2 separate regions of the Homo sapiens genome follow, and region 1 is linked to region 2. A link is a loop called in an ENCODE intact Hi-C map of the cell type or tissue named here. Cell type or tissue: ascending aorta. All regions are shown on one strand. Links, peaks and the distances in the headings refer to the core of each region. The heading gives the core; the rest is flanking DNA.

Region 1 (5,000 bases), core at 1-5,000, 610 kb after region 2:
ATACCCAGGTAACGTCTGCTGGGCTGCCTCCCTGTAGATATATAAGGTGGGGGTGGGCAAGGGCCACCTTGTGATAAACAAGATGCCTAAGCTAGGTGTTCCAGACTGTCTCCAGCTGCCCACACAAACACCCACTGGCCAGTGCCTTTGAACAGTTGGCAGAGGCTTGCCCAAGGGGTAGGGTCAGGACTCTAGAGGCTTCAGGGATGAGGTGTGAGAAAGACGGAACCCCTTAACACTTGAGTTGGGGGCGGTGGGGGGCGCATCTTAGTATATACCTTCTGGTCACACCAGCTTTTCCTGACCTGCCCCCACATCCCCCCTAGCCTAGCCCAAAAGGCTCTGCTCTCTCGACTCCCAAAACTCCTACAGCAGTCCCTCACCTTACCTGATCGCCCCCACATCTAGCCTCCCCCTCCCCACATCTGAGTCCTGACCTCATGTGACCCCCGGAAAACATCTCTGGGATCTCCTATCCGCCCCCACACGAAGTAACTCCGCCCACACCCGCCGTGCCCCACTTCCTGGGCTTCTCCTCAGCCGCCCCCAGGCCTGTAACTTGACCCACCCACCTCCTCCAGCGCCCAGGCGGTACCTGCAGGCCCGGCCCCTCCCCGCCCCCCTCCGGCCGCGCCGCTCTCCTCTCCTCCCCCACTCGGCCTGGCCGGAGCCCGACTCCTCCTCCCCCTCCCCCTCCCCCTCCGGCATCCACGAGAACCTCCTCACTTTTCCGCCTCGGACCCTCCAACTTCCCCGGATCCCCGGTACCTGCCCCGGCCCGACCTGGCCCCCTCCCTCGCTGGGAGACGGGGGAGCGGTCCAGGTACGATCCTGCCGCCCCCAAGCCCTGAAGCTCGGGCTGGACGCTCAAGGCCGCCCGCGGTAGCTGGGCCTCCACACACTCGCCTGCCCGGGCACAGTGCAGGCTGCGGGCCCGGCTCCTCCTCGGTCCGAGAAAGCACCCAGGCCCTCCCCACTCAGCCCTCGGGCCGCCCCGGCTGGAGGAGGCCGGAACCGGGCCTGAGGCGGGCCGCCTCACCTGCGCCGTGGCCGCGCTCCGGGGGGTCCCGGCGGGCTCCGCAGCGGCGGCTGGGGCCGGGCCTGGGCCCGGGGCGCGCCCCGCTGCGCCGGGGCCTCGGCCTCCGCCTCCGCGGCCTCCGCGGCCTCCGCCTCAGCAGCAGCGGCAGCCGCGGCGGCCATTCATTGTGGGCCAGGCCGCCCCAGCCGAGCGCCGAGCGAGCGCAAGCCGCGCTGCCGCCGCAGCCAGGCCAGGGAGGAGCGGCCCCGGCCCCGCCCGCGCACCGCCCTCGGGCCCCGCCCTCCAGGCGAGGCCAGCCGAGCTCCGAGCGCGCCCCTTCTAACCGGCTCCGTCTCCTCTCTATGCCCCTGGGGGATCCTCGCCAGTACGTCGGCTCAGCTCGATGGTTCGAATCCTGGCCCCGCCACCTTCTAGTCCCGCGACCTTGGGCAAGTCGCTCTACCTTTCCGAACTTTAGTTTCCTGTAAAACAAAAACAATAATGACTGCTGTTTATTGTGGCAGGCACTGCGTTACATTCTTTATGGGAATTAGCTCGTTTAAACTACACAGTAACATTTTTTAGTGAGAACTGCTACAGACACACTATAGAAAATAAAGGCAGCTGGGCGCGGTGTCTCACGCCTGTAATCCCAGCACTTTGGGAGACCGAGGTGGGTGGATCGCCTGAGGTCAGGAGTTCGAAACCAGCCTGGCCAATATGGTGAAACTCTGTCTCTACTAAAAATACAAAAATTAGCCGGGCGTGATGGCATGCGCTTGTAATCCCAGCTACTCGGGAGACTGAGGCAGAAGAATCGCTTGCACCCGGGAGGCGGTGGTTGCAGTGAGCCGAGATCATGCCACTGCACTCCAGCCTGGGCGAGACTCCGTCTCAAAAAAAAAAAAAAAAGAAAGAAAGAAAGAAAAGGAGGCACAGAGAAATGAAGAAAGCTGGTCAAGATCATCACACAGCAAGGAAGTGATGGTAGGTGCCAGGATTTAAACACAGGCTCAAAAGCGACAATAAGACCTAAGACTTTTATGATGCTTACCGGATGCTAGGTTCTGTTAGCATTTTACCTGCACTAACTCGTTTACTTCTCACTACAACCCAGTAACAAATGGTAAAAAAAAGTTCTGCCCATTTTGCAAAAGCGGTAACTTAAGTTCAGAGTTAACAAGTCGCAGGGCGAGCTGAGACTGGAACCCAGGTAGCCGGGACCACTTCGCTGTCCTGCCTTCATACACTGGTTAGAACTTTACCGAGCGCTTACAATGTTAGAGTGGTTCTTTGCACACTTTCCAGGAATCTGTCATTTAATCTTTGCTCTATCTGAGAAACCACGATTCTCATTTAATAGGTAAGAAAAGTGAAGCCGCGGGAGTAACCTGCCCAGAGCATGTGATGGGACTGAGATTCAAACCCGGTAAATCCAACTCCAGAGCCTGAGTCATTCCTGCAGGGTGCTCTGAAATAATGTGTATATAGCACCCAGAACACAGAAGAGGACCAATAAGTGTTGGGTTTCTCCGCTTACCGCCCCTTTTCTGAGCCACAACTTCCTCATCTGTGAAATGGGACTAGGGACGTGTCCTCTCCCAGGGGATCCACTGTGATTAACACCCCCGGAACAGCACGATCAGCGCGCTTCCTTTATGGCTTTCATTTTGATCCCGGCCGCCCACCGTACGTTTCCTCATTGACTGGCCAACCACTATCATGTGATTCGCCCACCCACTGTGCCAACATGGCGGCGCCCAGGTCCTAATTCGGGAAACGTGCACCTTGACTAATTCGGTTTTCTGTGGCTACGAGAGCAGGTGAGGACGGGCTAGGCAGCGCGGGGAGGGATTCGGACTCGGGGCGGGCCTGCACGAGGGCATCGGCTCCACAGGGACCAGTCATCCCCAAAACGAGGGGATATCAGCTTACCGAGGCCGCAGGTTTTCCTAGTCCCTACCTCATAGATATGTAGGACATCCCCGGGCCCGGAATGCGGCTCTCTGACCCTCTCTGTGCCCTCCCCCGCCCCCCGAACCAGGCTTGGCGGGCGGAGGCGCCAGCGGATGTCTCATGCAAGGATCGTCTCTGTGGCTAAGCCTCACTTTCCGCTCCGCCCGGGTGCTCTCTAGAGCCCGGTTTTTCGAGTGGCAGTCTCCAGGGCTGCCGAATACAGCAGCGATGGAGAACGGCACCGGGCCCTACGGAGAAGAACGTCCACGTGAAGTCCAGGAGACGACAGTCACCGAGGGGGCTGCCAAAATCGCCTTTCCCAGTGCCAACGAGGTCTTTTATAACCCGGTGCAGGAATTCAATCGGGACCTGACGTGAGCAGGGGTCAGACGTTAGCCTGGCATCGGCTAGTGGGTCAGTGTGGATGGCGGGGGCGGGGTATGAGCTAGTCCTCTGTCTCCCACCAGATGTGCTGTGATCACCGAGTTTGCTCGCATTCAGCTTGGGGCCAAAGGAATCCAGAGTGAGTGGAGGTCCAGGCTTCTGGTGGGCGGGGGTCACACAAGTTTATCTCCCTGCCTGGGCTCTTCTGCCGCCCAAATCCAGAGGGGCTTCAGCCACATAGCAGGCCCTGGGTTCTGCTCCTTCAGCCTTTCCGCAGGGATTTCAGGGACGATATTTTGGAGATTAAGGGGAGGTTTCTCAGAGGGGACCTTGTTATTCTCTGACTTGTGCCTCTGGGTGGCTGCAGTCAAGGTTCCAGGAGAGAAGGACACGCAAAAAGTGGTCGTGGACTTGTCAGAGCAAGAGGAGGAAAAGGTTGAACTGAAAGAGAGTGAAAACCTGGCCTCAGGAGACCAACCTCGCACAGCGGCCGTGGGGGAGATCTGTGAGGTGGGGCCTGAGCATAGGAGCTGGCAGCCCTGGAATTTAGCGGGAGACAGAGGGCTCCTGGAGGGGGAGAGCTATAGGAGGTGGGTGGTGGGGGCTCCTTGGGGCCCAGAAGAGGATGGAGGTGGAGATGTGAGGGAGGTTTTCTGCTTACTCCAACAGGAAGGCCTGCATGTGCTGGAAGGCCTGGCAGCTTCAGGCCTACGTTCCATTCGATTTGCCCTAGAGGTGCCTGGGCTCAGATCTGTGGTTGCAAACGATGCCTCCACCCGGGCTGTGGATCTCATACGCCGGAATGTCCAGCTCAATGACGTGGCCCACCTGGTACAGCCGAGCCAAGCAGATGCCCGGTAGGTTCTGGGCATCACAGCCTAGCTCTGGGACAAGCCTGCCTGGGGTCAAATTCTGGCTCTGTCACATTCTCACTCTGTGACCTTGAGTGAGTGACTTAGCCTCTTTGAGCCCCAGTTTCCTTGTCTGTCAACTGAGAAAATTAGTTTTACAGGGGTTGCTGTGATGAGTAATAGATAATTATGGTATGATCCATACTCTGTGCCAGAAATAAGTAGCATCCTGGTCTCTGTTTTAACTTCTTACACTCCTTTTATTCATTCAAATGAGCCATAGTATATCCAGTGTCTGCTATGTGTCAGGCACCGTTTTCAAGAACTGGAAATGCATCAGGAAACAAAACATGCAAAATTGGTGACCTTCGCAAGAGTTGGCAAACTATAGCCTGTGGGGCTCACAGCCTTTTTTTGTTTGTTTGCTTGTTTGTTTGTTTTTTGAGATGTAGTCTCGCCCTTGTTGCCCAGGCTGGAGTGCAGTGGCACGATCTCAGCTCATTGCAACCTCCGCCTCCCGGGTTCAAGCCATTCCCCTGCCTCAGCCTCCCGAGTAGCTGGGATTACAGGCACGTGCCACCACGCCTGGCTAATTTTTATTTTTATTTATTTATTTATTTTTTGACACGGAGTCTCGCTCTGTTGCCCAGGCTAGAGTGCACTAGCGTGATCTTGGCTCACTGCAACCTCCGCCTCCCAGGTTCAAGTGATTCTCCTGCCTTAGCCTCCCGACTGAGTAGCTGGGACTACAGACATCTGCTACCACACCCACCTGTATTTATAGTAGAGAT
Region 2 (7,799 bases), core at 1,566-6,565:
GCTGGAGTGCGGTGGCGCAATCTCGGCTCACTGCAACCTCTGCCTCCCAGGTTCAAGCGATTCTCCTGCCTCAGCTGGGAGCAGCTGAGACTACAGGTGCCCACCACCATGCCCGACTAATTTTTTGTATTTTTAGTAGAGATGGGGTTTCACCATGTTGGCCAGGCTGGTCTTGAACTCCTGACCTCAGGTGATCCACCCGCCTAGGCTTCCCAAAGTGCTGGATTACAGGCATGAGCCGCTGTGCCCTGCTAAGATCTCCTGATCCTTGGCCAGGGCTAGTTCCACTCAGTTGAACTGTTGATTACAATCATCCATTGTGTTTCATATAATCCAACTGGGTCAACCAGTTTCCAGAAAATCTGGCTATTTTAAGAATCTTAGCCAGGTGCAGAAGCTTGTGCCCATCCCAGCACTTTGGGAGGCTGAGGTGGGAGGATCACTTGAGCCCCAGGGAGTTTGAGACCAGCCTGGGCAACAAAGTGAGGCCTCACTTCTACAAAACAGAACCAAAACTAAAACCAAAAACCAATTAGCTGTGCATGGTGGAGCACACCTGTAATCCCAGCTACCTGGGAGGCTGAGGTGAGAGGACCCTTTGAGCCCAGGAGGTTGAGGCTGCAGTGAGCTATGTTTGCAGCACTGCACTCCAGGCTGGGTGGTAGAGTGAGAACCTGTCTTAAAACAAACAAAAAAAGGGCCGGGCGCGGTGGCTCACGCCTGTAATCCCAGCACTTCGGGAGGCCGAGGCGGGCGGATCACTTGAGGCCAGGAGTTCAAGACCAGCCTGGCCAACATGGTGAAACTCTGTCTCTACTAAAAATACAAAAATAGCCAGACGTGGTGGTGTGTCCCTGTAATCCCAGCTACTTGGGAGGGTGAGGCAGGAGAATCACTTGAACCCGGTGGCAGAGGTTGCAGTGAGTGAAGATCGTGCCATTGCACTCCAGTCTGGGTGACAGAACGAGACTCCATCTCAAAAAAAAAAAAACAATCTCTACAGTGAGAGAATTAATATAGTGTATACTTTCTGGTAGAGGACAATGGTTAAAGAATTCAAGACCAGGCGTGCTGGCTCACGCCTGTAATCTCAACAATTTGGGAAACTGAGGTGAGAGGGTCTCTTGAGGCCAAGAGTTTGAGACTAGCCTGGGCAACATAGTGAGACCCTGTCTCTACAAAAGATACAAAAATTAGCCAAGCAGGGTGGTGCATGCCTATAGTCCCAGCTACTAGGGAGGCTGAAGTGGGAGGATCCCTTGAGCTCAGGAGTTGGAGGCTACAGTGAGTCATGATTGCACCACTGTACTCCAGCCTGGGGGACAGAGTGAGATCCTGCCTCTCAAAATAAAATGAAACAAAAACAATAAAATAAAATAAAGAATTCAAATCTATTTAGTGAAAACTAACAGATTTCTCTCTTTTAATTCTTGGCTCATGGCCAGTGTTTCTCAATAGGAGCCATCTTCACCCCTTCAGGGGCAATGTCTGCAGACATTTTTGGTTGTGACAAATTGGGTTGGGAGGGAGTGTTCATGGCGTCTAATGTTCGTTTTTTGTTTTTTTGAGATGGAGTTTCACTCTCGTTGCCCAGGTTGGAGTGCAATGGCATGATCTCGGCTCACTACAACCTCCACCTTCTGGGTTCATGCGATTCTCCTGCTTCAGCCTCCCGAGTAGCTGGGATTAGAGGCATGTGCCACCACGCCCAGCTAATTTTGTATTTTTAGTAGAGACAGGGTTTCTCCATGTTGGTCAGACTGGTCTTGAACTCCTGACCTCAGGTGATCTACCCACCTCGGCCTCCCAAAGTGCTGGGATTACAGGCGTCAGCCACCGTGCCTGGCTATGGCGTCTAATGAGCAGAGGCTGGATATGCTGCTCAACTTCTCACAGTGCACAGGACAGCCTTTGCACTACAAAGAATGATCCGGCCCCGAATGCCAGTAGTGCCAAGGTTAACAAACTCAGAAATCAAAATAGCTCAGTTTGAACAGGAAGTTGGTGGGCCGTTTGACTAAGATGGAGATGCCAGGTGGGCTTAAGAATTTTCCAGCAAGGCCGGGCGTGGTGGCTCATGCCTGTAATCCCAGCACTTTGGGAGGCCGAGACAGGTGGATCACGAGGTCAGGAGATCGAGACTATCCTGGCTAACACCATGAAACCCCGTCTCTACTAAATATACAAAAAATTAGCCGGGTGAGGTGGCGGGCACCTGTAGTCCCAGCTACTCGGGAGGCTGAGGCAGGAGAATGGCGTGAACCTGGGAGGCAGAGCTTGCAGTGAGCCGAGATCGCGCCACTGCACTCCAGCCTGGGTGACAGAGCAAGACCCCGTCTCAAAAAAAAAAAAAAAATTTCAAAAGGTATGCATTTTTTATGCCGGGTGCAGTTGCTCATGCCTGTAATCCCAGCACTTTGGGAGGAAGAGGCAGGTGGATCACTTGAGGTCAGGAGTTTGAGACCAGTCTGGCCAACACGGTGAAACCCGGTCTCTACTAAAAATACAGAAATTAGCTGAGTGTGGTGGTGCATGCCTGTAGTCCCAGCTACTGGGAGGCTAAGGCAGGAGAGCTGCTTGGACCGGGAAGGCAGAGGTTGCAGTGAGCCGAGATCGTGCCACTGTACTCCAGCCTGGGCAACAGAGTGAGACTCTGTCGCAAAAAAAAAAAAAAAAAGAAAGAAAGTATGCACTTTTTTTTTTTTTTTAAGGAAACAAGGATCTCACTATGTTGCCCAGGAGGGATTGGCACTCCTGGGCTAAAGCGATCCTCCTGCCTCAGCCTTCCAAGTAGCTGAGACTACAGACTTGGGCCACCAGGCCTGTCAAGGTTAGCATCTTTGAGCTCCTAAGTCCAACACTATCGCCATCACTTTTATGGTCCGGATGGCGTTTGGGGCATTTTGGGCATTTTATTTCTTGCCTTCATTCCTTCTCCCCACCCTTAATATTTAAATATTATCCTACTCCCTCTGCTGAGATAGGTACAAGGCTCATCTCACCTCTGGATTCTCCAGTGAGGGTTACTCCAGGGTGGGCCTCTTCCCCTTCACGTCCTGCCAGGCAATCCCCTTGGGGCGAGTCATAACTTTTCTGGACCTCAGTTTCCTTCCCTGTAAAATAAGAACAATAATAATACTTCCTCGGGCTGTTGTCGGGGACTCTTCAGCCCACCACTCCCACCCCGAAGTCCTACCCAGCGCTCACCACAAAGCCTACCCTCTTCTGAGCTCTCTGAATCCTCAAAGCCTCCTCTGAGATAGAGGCTGTGAACGCCTTTCCTACAAATGGGGAAACTGAGGCTGGGAGACCCGAGAACTGGACCATGATCTCAAACCTTTGAGGGAGGGAGCTACCCTGGAAGGCGATGGTCTTCTCCAGAGCCCTCCCAAGGGCGCTCAGTACCACGTGGGCACCCAGAGAAGTTTTCTTATCCCTCTTGGCCCCCTCGGATCCTAACTCCCAGCTCGGCGAGGACCCTGGAAGCGGGTTCAGCCTTCGCTGGTTGAAGCCAGCTCCGAGGCGCATGCGCAAGTGAGCGCGCGCGGTGGCCTGTGGGAGGCTGGCTGCGAGTCCGAAGCTCAGCCCAGACGCCGGCGCTGTTGTCAGGGCGACCGGGGTGGGGCGGGGCCAGAACGTGGCCAAGCCTTTACTCGCTCTTCAATGGTCCCTTGTTTTCACGGGGCCAACCTTCTCTTAATTGTTCTTTGTTGTTAGTTCGTTCCCTTCCTCGATGGACAGAAGCTGACTTGTAGCGTGTGTCTACCAAAGGACAGGCAGAAGCAGGAGGATCTCGGCCATGATTAAGCGCCGGTGGAGACCCCTGACTCAATTCGGTTCATATACACGAGTCAATTTTTTTTTTTCTTTCCTCTTTTGCCTTTGAGTAATCTGTAATTTATTAGCGACATCTATAATTTATCTCACTTCTCCGGCCAGATCTTGCTTAGGCAAAACCGCAAACCTGAAGTTTGCAGAAATGACTCAGTGGTGACTAATTCCATTAGGAAAGCATTCTTCACAAAAGAGTTCACAGCAGGATTTCTTTAAATAGAAAACTTCCTCAGTGCACTGAAAACGATTCATTTTATATAAAACACATTTGGATACCGGATCCTCTTTTCTCTTCACTTTTTTTTTTGAGACTGAATCTTGCTCTGTCGCCTAGGCTGGAGTGCAGTGGTGCGATCTCGGCTCACTGCAACCTCTGCCTCCCGGGTTCAAGCAATTCTCCTGCTTCAGCCTCCCGAGTAGCTGGGACTTCAAGGGCCCGCCACCATGCCCGGCTAATTTTTGTACTTTTAGTAGAGACGGGGTTTCACCATATTGGCCAGGCTGTTCTGGGACTCCTGATCTTGTGATCTGCCCACCTCGGCTTCCCAAAGTGCTGGGATTACAGGCGTGAACCACCGCGTCCGGCCTATTGTTTTTGTAGTTGCATACAGACATAGTCAGGGCCACTGTGTACGATTGTGCAGGTTGTGCCCTGAACAAGTGTGCCTGGCCGAGGGCATGAGAATGGGGCTGAAGTCCGGCCTAGGCTGTGTTCTCCAAGTTGGAGGATAGGGCACCTTCTTCTAATTTGTCTTTTAGAGAGCATACTTCATTCTATTTGCATGAAGTTTCCGTGTGTGCCAGCTGTCTTCCTGCATACGATACTTTTAGTGTCAAAAATATAATCAGGCCTGGCGCGGTGGCTCACGCCTGTAATCCCAGCTCTCTGGGAGGCCGAGGCGGGTGGATCACCTGAGGTCAGGAGTTTGAGACCAGCCTGGCAAACATAGTGAACGCCCATCTCTACCAAAAATACAAAAATTAGCCCAGCATGGTAGTGGGCACCTGTAATCCCAGATACTCGGGAGGCTGAGGCTTGAGAATCACTTGAACCCAGGAGGCAGAGGTTGCAGTGAGCCGAGATCATGCCACTGCACTCCAGCTCAATGATAGGCCAAGACTGTCTAAAACAAAACAAAACAAAACAAATATATACACACACACACACACACACACACACACACACATACATACATACATATATAAAATCAGATACAGTTAGAAAAAAATTAAAAGTTCTTTGTCATACAGCAAGTCTTGATTCAGGAGATGTCAAATCAAGTGGTAAGAAGTTCTCTTACAGCAGTTAGGGCAAGTTTATAAGGCATAAAGGAGGAAGTATTTTGAGCTTTTTTGTGATTGGCTGTTTTACATTAACTTCTTTTTAAGGCAAATAGACCCGTTTAAGCTCATTTGTCTACAGCCGATTGGTTTAATTTCACTGAATCATGCTGACAAGGATGTAAAACTTACATTTTCATGTTTCATTTATGATTAGAGCTAGCATTTCAGGGGAATCAAGATGACAAACTTTGTGTGGTTATGGGTGGTTGGCCTTGGGTGGGGGGGATGAATCTAAACTATAGCCTTCATTTTAACGTTTTTTTGTTTGTTTGTTTGTTTGTTTGTTTGTTTGTTTTGAGACTGATCTCACTTTGTCTCCCAGGCTGTGGAGTGCAGTGGTGTGATCTCGGCTCGCTGCAACCTCCTCTTCCCAGGTTCAAGTGATTCTTGTACCTCAGCCTCCCGAGTAGCTGGGATTACAGGCGTGCGCCACTAAGCCTGGCCCACAATATGCTCTTAATTCCAGGAAGTGGCACAAAAATATACAGCCAAGGGGAAAAGTGTCTAAAGAGTTGAAATGTCCCATCTCATTGCTATTAGAAAAGCATGTTGAAACCATGCCTATCATTTATCCTCTTGTGAGCAAGAGACTTAATTTAATTTATTTTATTATTATTGTTATTATTATTTATTTATTTTTCTTTTTGAGATGGAGTCTCGCTCTGTCGCCCAGGCTGGAGTGCAGTGGCACGATCTCAGCTGACTGCAACCTCCGCCTTCCGGGTTCAAGCGATTCTTCTGCCTCAGCCTCCTGAGTAGCTGGGACTACAGGTGCATGCCACCATGCCCGGCTAATTTTTGTATTTTTAGCAGAGACGAGGTTTCACCATATTGGCCAGGCTGGTCTCGAACTCCTGACCTCATGGTCCACCTGCCTTGGCCTCCCAAAGTGTTGGGATTACAGGCGTGAGCCACCACTCCCTGCCCTTAATTTTATTTAAAAAAAATTTATTATTATTTTTTTCCCAAGATAGAGTCGTGCTCTGTCACCCAGACTGGAGTGCAATGGCATGATCTTGGCTCACTGCAACCTCCACCTCCTGGGTTCAAGCGATTCCCCTGCCTCAGCCTCCAGAGTAGCTGGGATTAAAGGCTTGTGCCACCATGCCCAGCTAATTTTTGTATTTTTAATAGAGATGGGGTTTCACCGTGTTGGCCAGGCTGGTCTTGAACTGACCTCAAGTGATCTGCCTGCCTCGGCCTCCCAAAGTGTTGGGATTACAGGCGTGAGCCACCGGGCCTGGCCAAAAAAGACAGTGATATTGAATGAAGTCTACTTAATAGTATTGTACCAATGTTAATATCATAGTTTTGACAAATGTGGCATGGTTATGTAAGACGCTCAGATTAGGGGAAGCTGGCATCGTACAATTTGCTTTCTTTCTTTTTTCTTTTTTTTCAGACGGAGTTTCACTCTTGTTGCCCAGGCTGGAGTGCAATGGCAATGGAGCGATCTCAGCTCACTGCAACCTCTGCCTCCTGGGTTCAAGTGATTCTCCTGCCTTAGCCTCCCGAGTAGCTGGGATTACAGATGCATGCCACCACGCCCTTTGTATTTTTAGTAGATATGGGGTTTCTCCATGTTGATCAGGCTGGGTTCGAACTACTGACCTCGTGAACCGCCCTCCTCGACCTCCCAAAGTGCTGGGATTATAGGCGTGAGCCACCGTGCCCAGACCAAAGTTTGCTTTCTTTTGCTTGCATAGCAGTGGTGCTGTTTCACCTTGCATGGTGGCCCAGTTAAGGGTTACTTGTCCCAGCCTTCATTGTAGCCAGGTGTAGCCATGGAGGGCACCGTCCGTCCAGTGAAAAATGAACAGTGATGAGGCATGGCATTTCTGGGTACGGGCCTTCTAACACCAAGTGTGGGCTACTCTGTGCTCTTTCTCCTCCATGGAGTAGAAACAGGGACATTCCTCCATCCCAGCATCAACCCTGCAACGGGGACAGTGCTCGAGGTGATGGCTGTTAGGAGTTACCTTGTGTCCCCTCAAAGATATGTCAAAGTCTTATCCCTCAGTGTCTGTGAATGAGACCTGATTTGGAAATCTATTTGCAGATATTACCAAGTTAAATGATGTCATTAAGGTGGGCCCCAGTCCAAAATGACTTCATTCTTGGATATTCTTGAAACTGCTACATTCTTGGGTCTCTGTTATATAACAGCTTAGTTTTTTTTTTTGAGATGGAGTCTCGTCCTGTCACCCAGGCTGGAGTGCAATGGTGCGATCTCGGCTCACTGCAACCTCCGCTTCCTGGGTTCAAGCGGTTCCCCTGCCTCAGCCTTCCGAGTAGCTGGGATTACAGGCACTTGCCACCACGTCTGGCTAATTTTTGTATTTTCAGTAGAGACAGGGTTTCGCCATGTTGGCCAGGCTGGTCTTGAACTCCTCAAGTGATCCTCTTGCCTTGGCCTCCCAAAGTGCTGGGATTACAGGCATGAGCTGCCTCGTCCAGCCACAGCTTAGTGTTTTTGTTTGTTTGTTTTTGGAAATATTGGACTAGTGTCTTTTATTTATTATTATTATTATTATTATTATTATTATTATTATTATTGTTATTATTTGTTTGTTTGGAGACAGAGTCTCGCACTGTCACCCAGGCTGGAGTGCAATGGCGCG

Evidence for each region. Peaks named below come from ENCODE experiments on the same cell type or tissue, not always from the same donor. Only the 100,000 strongest peaks of a DNase experiment are listed, where the experiment ranks them.
Region 1: a loop joins it to region 2, with 5 times the contacts of the local background. A loop is called at or near these places in 3 of 110 quality-filtered maps.

Annotation. Positions count from the first base shown.
Region 1 is chr19:13,114,494-13,119,493 of GRCh38, reverse strand. TRMT1 (tRNA methyltransferase 1) reads left to right here and starts at 2,754. Exons shown (of 17, transcript NM_001136035.4): 1 at 2,754-2,841; 2 at 3,063-3,348; 3 at 3,442-3,497; 4 at 3,726-3,868; 5 at 4,028-4,215. The coding sequence starts at 3,095. NACC1 (nucleus accumbens associated 1) reads right to left here and starts at 1,230. Exons shown (of 6, transcript NM_052876.4): 1 at 1,040-1,230. RefSeq lists enhancers at 1-185, 1,461-1,610, 2,571-2,760 and silencers at 621-670, 1,221-1,420. In ascending aorta, for the core only: no CTCF peak of the experiment used is centred there; DNase peaks (open chromatin) are centred at 623, 923, 1,323, 2,713 and 1 weaker place; H3K4me3 peaks cover 4,136 bases; H3K27ac peaks cover 1,851 bases.
Region 2 is chr19:13,727,489-13,735,287 of GRCh38, reverse strand. It overlaps a transcript of YJU2B not described here. Among named protein-coding and RNA genes, the nearest start is that of YJU2B, 17 kb to the left of the region's middle. RefSeq lists an enhancer at 3,424-3,473. In ascending aorta, for the core only: no CTCF peak of the experiment used is centred there; DNase peaks (open chromatin) are centred at 3,587 and 4,347; H3K4me3 peaks cover 1,676 bases; H3K27ac peaks cover 3,769 bases.